2 separate regions of the Homo sapiens genome follow, and region 2 is linked to region 1. A link is an interaction called in ENCODE POLR2A ChIA-PET data of the cell type or tissue named here. Cell type or tissue: OCI-LY7. All regions are shown on one strand.

Evidence for each region. ChIA-PET counts read pairs that join two places held together with the same protein. Peaks named below come from ENCODE experiments on the same cell type or tissue, not always from the same donor. Only the 100,000 strongest peaks of a DNase experiment are listed, where the experiment ranks them.
Region 2: POLR2A ChIA-PET joins it to region 1 with 5 read pairs; 2 of 35 experiments call an interaction of 5 or more read pairs at or near these places.

Annotation. Positions count from the first base shown.
Region 1 is chr4:81,312,511-81,316,510 of GRCh38, reverse strand. No RefSeq gene overlaps it. Among named protein-coding and RNA genes, the nearest start is that of PRKG2, 99 kb to the right of the region's middle. In OCI-LY7, no CTCF peak of the experiment used is centred here; a DNase peak (open chromatin) is centred at 1,750; H3K4me3 peaks cover 972 bases; H3K27ac peaks cover 889 bases.
Region 2 is chr4:81,371,431-81,375,430 of GRCh38, reverse strand. No RefSeq gene overlaps it. Among named protein-coding and RNA genes, the nearest start is that of RASGEF1B, 98 kb to the left of the region's middle. RefSeq lists an enhancer at 1-142. In OCI-LY7, a CTCF peak has its summit at 2,872; no DNase peak of the experiment used is centred here.

The DNA of each region.
Region 1 (4,000 bases):
GAATATTGAACACATAAAGTCAAAGCTTACTTGAATATATGTGGAGAAAATTCCCTGAGAACATACCCTGTGATAGCACAAATCCAACTAACACAGAGTTGGCAACTGGTACTTGTTCTGGGCTAACATTTCTCACGTGCTGTCACAACTCGTTGCTGGGAGAATTAAGCCCATCCTATGTGGCTCCTCTGGAAGAAGACTCTTGAAAGCCTGCTCCTCGTTTCCTCCGGACTTTGCCGCTTGAATCTTTTTCCCGGGTTGATTAGGCTTAGTGTCTTTTACCTGTAATAAGTCATGACTACGAGGATCACTATAGGTTGAGTCCTGTGAGTCCTCGTAGGGAATCATCAAACCTGAGGGTGGTCTTGGGAACCCCAACTCAGTATCCTTGAAATGTTTTCTATTCCCTGTGTCTTTTCAGGGGCTAGTTCACTACAGAAATATTTCTAGTAGGGACAGAGAACTGTTTCCATACTATGTATCAATTTCTGGCCCTGCATAGACTAAATGAGAGGGGAGGCCATGTTAATTCACCCAAGGTGTAAAATTAATGATTTTTTATCCAAGTCTTCTCCTGAACATACATATTATAGAAGAATGACTTTTGAACTTAATTATTCAGCTATGGGATCCTTTATATGTAGAAAAACCTTATGGAAAGGCCAATACATGAAATATTTCAAAGTAAGGCTGCTCTGGTTGGGGAAGCCCTCAGAACCTTACCTGTTCATGTTCCTTCCCCCTTTCTGACATCAAGCTGGAAAATTCAACTTGGAGCTTACTTTAAAAAAAAACTGTATACCATAAATGAGAGCATTATGCAAGTTTATGTCCTCACAGAGGGAAATAGATGGTAAAGTAATTGCAATATTTACTAGTTAACTTATAAACAGAATACCAAAATTAGGTTATGACAACATCGTGTTCATTTCTTTAATCAGAAAGGAAACTCTGAACAAGAGAAAGTCATAGATGGCATAGCTAAGGGCATAACTGAAGTCCCACTTCTATATCTGACTGTTTTCCCTTAGCACATAAAGAAGAAAGTAGAGAACTAATTGTTTTTAAAGTATCTGTTATGAGCACACTATGTATTATTTCTTATAATGTTTAGATAGCCATGAGAGCTACTTTCTCTCCATTTTAATGACCGGGAGGCAAATCCTCACATTGTTGCAGAGTTGGGATTTGAATCCAGCTCTGACTCATTGCCACAACATACTGAACCTCTCAGTGTCAGTCTGTCAGATCATTCACTGTTTGACCCAACTATCTGGCTTACTAACCTCATGTGCTATGTTTCTTTCTCTTCTAGCTGCTAAAGTCTTTTTATCTGCCTAAAGAATGGCTGGAAGGCCCTACTTCTGTATGCCCTGCAAAACAGATAGATTAGGGGAAAGACATCTGATCATCCCTCTTCAAATAGAAGGCATTGAAATCTGGATGAGCATGTAGCCAAAAATATCCTCAATGGTTCGGCAGTCCTTGCTAAACTGAGCACACAGGAAATGTGCTTTAATTACCACTGGCCACGTCTATCTGAAAGATATTTTGCTGTTTGTGACTGTTTCTTAGCCTGATGCTTTTGTTTAAAAAGTTGGTTCCTGATAGCTGCTTGTCATCCTGAGTTTCCTAATTGGCTCCAGTTTTTCTGTGTTTCTTGAAGTTGTGCTTCAGTGAATCCTGAAAGCATTTCCTCTTTCCTCCCAGCTCATGATTATCTCACTTCAGCTAGTCACACAACAGCTGTCTGGGATCCAGCTGTCACCCTCCAATGCACGTGAGCAGTCCAGCAGAACGACATTACTGTGTACCCTGGCTTCACTCCAAGACTGGGGGGGTGACATTACTCCTCTTGGATGATGGAGGATTGACGAATGAAGGAAGTTAGGACAAAGTTCATAGCTGTAAACACCCTATCCATCAGCAAGGTGTAGTTCCAACAGGTGACAGATATTTGAACAGCAGAGATAACATGTACTTTTATTTTTATTTATTCACTCCCTCAAGGCTTAAAGACAACAGTGAGATAGTATATACTTCTCAACACTGGCTATGAAACATGCTGGGAATAAGGAGATTCAACTCTAGACAGAAAAAAGGCGGGGCACCAGGAAACCAGCCAGCTTGGCATAAAGGTCAGAGTAGTCAACAGAAAGAAGTGCACCACTCATTAGCAAAGACCAAGACCAAGAAGAGAAGCAAAATAGATTCAGTTTGGGTCCACACTGGACTCAAGAGGTTTTTTTTTTTTTTGAGATGGAGTTTCGCTCTCGTTGCCCAGGCTGGAGTGCAATGGCATGATCTCAGCTCACCATAACCTCCACCTCCAGGTTCAAGCAATTCTCCTGCCTCAGCCTCCCGAGTAGCTAGGATTACAGGCATGCACCACCATGCCTGGATAATTTTTGTATTTTTAGTAGAGATGGTGTTTCTCCATGTTGGCCAGGCTGGTCTCGAACTCCCGACCTCAGGTGATCTGCCTGCCTCAGCCTCTGAAAGTGCTGGGATTACAGGCGTGAGCCACTGCACCTGGCCAAGAGGTTATTTTAAAGGATTATTAAAAGGATTATCAATTTAGCTAGTATTGTACATTTTAATCCTTGAAACCTAAGAAGTATGTATCATTAATTCTGTTTTATAGATGAGAAAATCATGGCTCTGAGAATTTAAGAACTTTGCCCATGGTAATGTCATTAGTAAGTGGTAGAGCCAGGATATGAACCTGGTTCAGCTTAACTGAAAGCAGGTGCCAGTCAACTATGCCACACTGTGATCAAAACCAAGGCAGCAGTATCAAGGTACAATTCTAAAACGGAACTCTTTATGGTCTCCCAGAAATGAGTCTTCCTTTGTTCTTTCTTTATCTTAGTTACTGGCACCAGGATTCATGCATGCCAAGTCTGAAAGCTGGGACCCATCTTGATGCCTGCTTCTCTCTCACTCTTCAAGATTCATCTCATACATTGCCTCCTTTACAAGTCTTCTTTTACCTCCAGGTTAAATACTTCCTCCATTATAAGCCCATACAATCTACAGCATCCTGTTAACATATTATGTGCATATTTTCCTCTTCCACTTTAACTGGGCATCTCTAGAGGTTAGAGATGCATTCCACACATCTTTGTATCTCCATCACACAGCAAATGACTGTCACATAGTTCGTAGTTTAAACGAATAATTGAAATAATAGAAAGGACGGATGAATGAATGAGTGCATACCAGAATATAAAGAAAAGTGTGTTTCCTTGCCATTTTTTTTTTCCTTTTAGCATTAACTAGAAGAGAATTTTTCACCCAAGAATGTTGAATATTATAGTGGACCTTGTCTTTGGTGGCAGTTTTACAAGATGTGTGGGAGGGAAATAACAAGTACACAATATGTTTACAGTTTTAATAATCACTAATTAAGCACTTTGGATGGGCATAGGCCACCAGATATTTTTAAGGAAAACAATGGCTTCTCCAGGATACTTAATAAACATTCAGTTACGGAAAGCTACTTTGGGCATTAAGGATGCCAAAATTCATGTTGAAGATTCTTCAAGGGGTGCATTTTTTTTTCCTGGTGTAGACACTGGATACATGTGCTTTCTGGATCCTCTCCCTTCAATTGTACAAAGCTTAGCAGAAGTCACTTGGCAAGTCTAAGACTAACTGTGGCTGATCACCTGCACCTATTTGTCTCAATGTGATGCCTGAGCCCTGTGGAATTGTTTCTACTTGCTTCATAGATCTGGGGAAAAACTATGGTTGCACTTCTTGTATTTTTCCAAATAATTGTTCGAGAGGACCACTTTTCTTATTAACAGAAAGTCCAGAATCACTGTTAATTCCTTTTCCACAACACTAATTTTCCACAACCTTGAGGGTTTGATTAATTTGGGAAGGGGGGCTGGGGTTAGCACTGCTTCCAAATGCCAAGTACAAAGCAAACCAGAATAGTGGTTGAGTCCACCGCTGCCCTTGCTTCTTGCTGCTGCATTCAGTTGTCAGATGG
Region 2 (4,000 bases), 59 kb before region 1:
CCTTGGTTGGCACTCTGAGATGTGCTGGCTCCAGGTACCAGCTCAGCCACAATGCAGTAGGGCACCAAATGGGCTCTTGGGGTCCCTGATTCCAGGCCTTGGCTATTGGACAGCATTTCTGGACCTTCCCTGGGCCCAGAGAATGCCCACTACGCTGAAGGATGAGTCCCAGGCCTGGCAGCATTCACCATAAGCTGACTAAAGAGCCCTTGGGCATTAAGGGAACATCAGCAGTAGCCTGGCAGTACCCGCTGTGGGTCTGTGGTGGTGGTGATGGCCATGGTGGGGGGCCCCTCTGCCTATGAAAAAGGGAGGGAAGAGTGGGAAGGACCTTGTCTCATGGCTTGAGTGCCAGCTTCACTGCAATAGAATAGAGTACCAGGTAGATTCCTGGGGTTTTTGACTCCAGTCTCTGGCTCCTGGATGGCATCTTTGGACCTGTCCAGGGCTTGGGGAATCTTGACATTCTGAAGGGAAGAACACAGCCTGGCTGGCTCAGCCACCTACCGATTATAGAGCCCAAGGGCTTTAAGCGAACATAGGTGGTAGCCAGGTAGCGGTTACACTGGGCCTTGGGTGAGACCCGGTGCTATGCTGGCTTCAGGTCTGACTCAGTGCATTCCCAGTGCTGGTGGACACAGGAGTGCTTGTGTCCTCCTAGTCCCAGCTCCAGGTGGCTCAGTGCAGAGAGACTCTGCTTGTTTGCAAGAAATTAAGGGAAGAGAACAAGAGTCTCTGCCTGGTAAACCAAAGAATTCTCTTGTATCTTATCCAAGACCACCAAGATGGTACCTATATAAGTCTGCAGAAACCACAGCATTACTAGGCTTGGAGTTCCTCTAATGCAGATACAGGTTAGATCACAACACCTAAGACTCTTTGAATACCTGGAAAGCCTTCCCAAGAAAGATGGGTACAAACAAGCCCAGACTGTGAAGACTGCAATGAATTCCTAACTTTTCAATGTCCAGACACTGAGGAACATCTACAAGCATTAATAACATCCAGGAAAACATGACCTCACCAAATGAACTAAATAAGGCACAAGGGATCAATACTGGAGAAACAGAGATATGTGAGCTTTCAGGCAGAGAATTCGAAACACCTGCTTTGAGGAAACTCAAGGAAATTCAAGATAACAGAGAAGGAATTCAGAATTCTATCAAGTAAATTTAACAAGGAGATTGAAATAATTAAAAAGAATCAAGCAGAAACTCTGGACTTGAAAAATGGAGTGAACATACTGAAGAATGCATCAGAGTCTCCTAATAGTAGAATTAAAAAGCAGAAGAAAGGATTAGTGAGATTGAAGATAAACTATTTGAAAATACACAGTCAGAGGAGACAAAAAAATTAAAAAGAATAGAAAAGAATGAAGCATGCCTACAAGATCTAGAAACAGCCTCAAAAGGGCAAATCTAAGAGTTATTAACCTTAAAGAGGAAGTAGAGAAAGATATAGGGGTAGAAAGTTTATTCAATTGATAATAACAGAGAACTTCCCAAACCTAGAGAAATATATCAATATTGAAGTACAAGAAGGTTATAGAACACCAGGAGATTTAACCCAAAGAAGACTATTTCAAATCATTTAATAATCAAACTCCCAAAGGTCAAAGGTAAAGAAAGGAACCTAAAAGTAGTAAGAGAAAATAAATAAATAACATACAATGGAGCTCCAATACATCAGGCAGGAGACTTTTCACCGGAAACCTTACAGGCCAGAAGAGAGTAGCATGACATATTTAAAGTGCTGAAGAAAAAAAAGCTTACCCTAGAACAGTATACCTAGTGAAAAAGCTAGTGAAAAATATCCTTCAAACCTGAAGGAGAAATACTTTCCAAACAAACAGAAGTTGAGGGATTTCATTAACACCAGGCCTATCTTGCAATAAATTCTAAAGTGAGTACTTCAATCAAAAAGAAAAGGATGTTAATGAACAACAAGAAAGCATCTGAAAGTGCAAAACTCACTGGTAATAGTATGTACCCATAAAAACACAGAATATTATAACATTGTAACTGTGGTGTGTAAACTACCCTTATCTTAAATAGAAAGACTAAACAATGAACCAATCAGAAATATAAGTACAACTGTTCAAGACATAGTATATTAAGAAATAAATAGAAACAACAAAAAGTTCAAAAATGAGGGGATGAGGTTAACATGTACAGTTTTTATTAGTTTTCTCTTTGCTTGTTTATTCGGTGTTTTCTTCAGTTTCAAATAATGAGCTATAAGATAGTATTTGCAAGCCTCATAGTAACTTCACATCAGAAAACATACAACAAATACACAAAAAGTAAAAAGCAAGAAATTAAATTATACCACCAGAGAAAATCACCTTTGCTAAAAGAAAGATAGAAGGGAAGGAAAAGAATACCACAGAATAATCAGAAAACAAATAACAAAATGGCAGGAGTAAGTCCATACTTATCAATAATAACATTGAATGCAAATGGACTAAATTCTCCAATAAAAATACAGTAAAGTGATTGAATGGATAAATAAACAAGACCCAGTGATCTGGGTCTAAGATCACAAGCACAGGTGACCAAAGCAAAAATAGACAAGTGGTATCACATCAAGTTAAAAAGCTTCTGCACAGCAAAGGAGACAATCAACAAAAGGAAGAGATGACCCACTGAATGGGAGAAAATATTTGCAAACTACCCATCTTACAAGGGATTAATAATTAGAATATATAAGGAGCTCAAACAACTATATAGACATGTATCTAATAATCTGATTTTAAAACGGGTGAAAGATATGAATAGATATTTTCCAAAAGAAGACACACCAATGGACAGCGGTTATATGAAAAGGAGCTCAACATTACTGATCATCAGAGAAATGCAAATCTAAAACTACCACAAGATGTCATCTCACTCCAGTTAGAATGGCTTTTATGTAAGAAACACACTTCACCTACAAAGACATGCGTAGAATGAAAGTAAAGGGATGGAAAAAGATACTCCATGTCAATGGAAACCAAAAAAGAATAGGAGTCACTATACTCATACCAAAAGAGATTTCAAGATAACAACTATGAAAAGAGACAAAGAGGTTATTGTATAATGATAAAGGGGTCAATTTGGAAGGAAGATAGAACAATTGTAAATATATATGCACCCAATTCTGGTGCATCAAGATATATAAAGAAAATATTATTAGAGCTAAAGAGAGAGACAAGTCCCAATACAATAATAGCTGAAGACTTCAAGAGCCCACTTTTAGCATTGGAAATATCTTTCAGATAGAAAATCAACAAAAAATCAGACTTAATCTGCACTATAGACCAAATGGACCTAATAAATATGACAGAATATTTCATGCAATGGCTGCAGAAAACACATTCTTTATCTCAGTGCATGAAGCATTCTCAAGGACACACCATATTTTAGGTCACAAAACAAATTTTAAAACATTAAAAAAATTAAAATAATATCAAACATCTTCTCTGACCACAGTGGAACAAAACTAGAAGTCAATAACAGGAGGAATTTTTGAAACTATACAAACACATGGAAATTAAACAATATGCACCTGAATGACCAGTAGGTCAATGAAGAAATTATAAAGGAAATTGAAAAATTTCTTGAAACAAATGATAATGGAAACACAACATACCAAAACCTATGGGATACAATGAAGGCAATACTAAGACAGAAGTTTATAGCTATAAGCACCTACATCAAAAAAGAAGAAAAACTTTGAATAAATAGCTTATCAATATTTCTTAAAGAACTGGAAAAGCAAGAGCAAACCAAACCAAAACTTAGTAGATTTAAATAAGTAATAAAGATCAGAGCAGAAATAAATGAATTTGAAATGAAGAAAACAGTACAAAAATCAACAAAATGAAAAGTTGGTTTCTTAAAAAGGTGAACAAAATTGACAAACCTTTAGCCAGACTAACAAAGAAAAAAAGAGAGAAAACCCAAAACAAAATTAGAGATGAAAAAGGAGACATTACAACTGATACCACAGAAATTCAAAG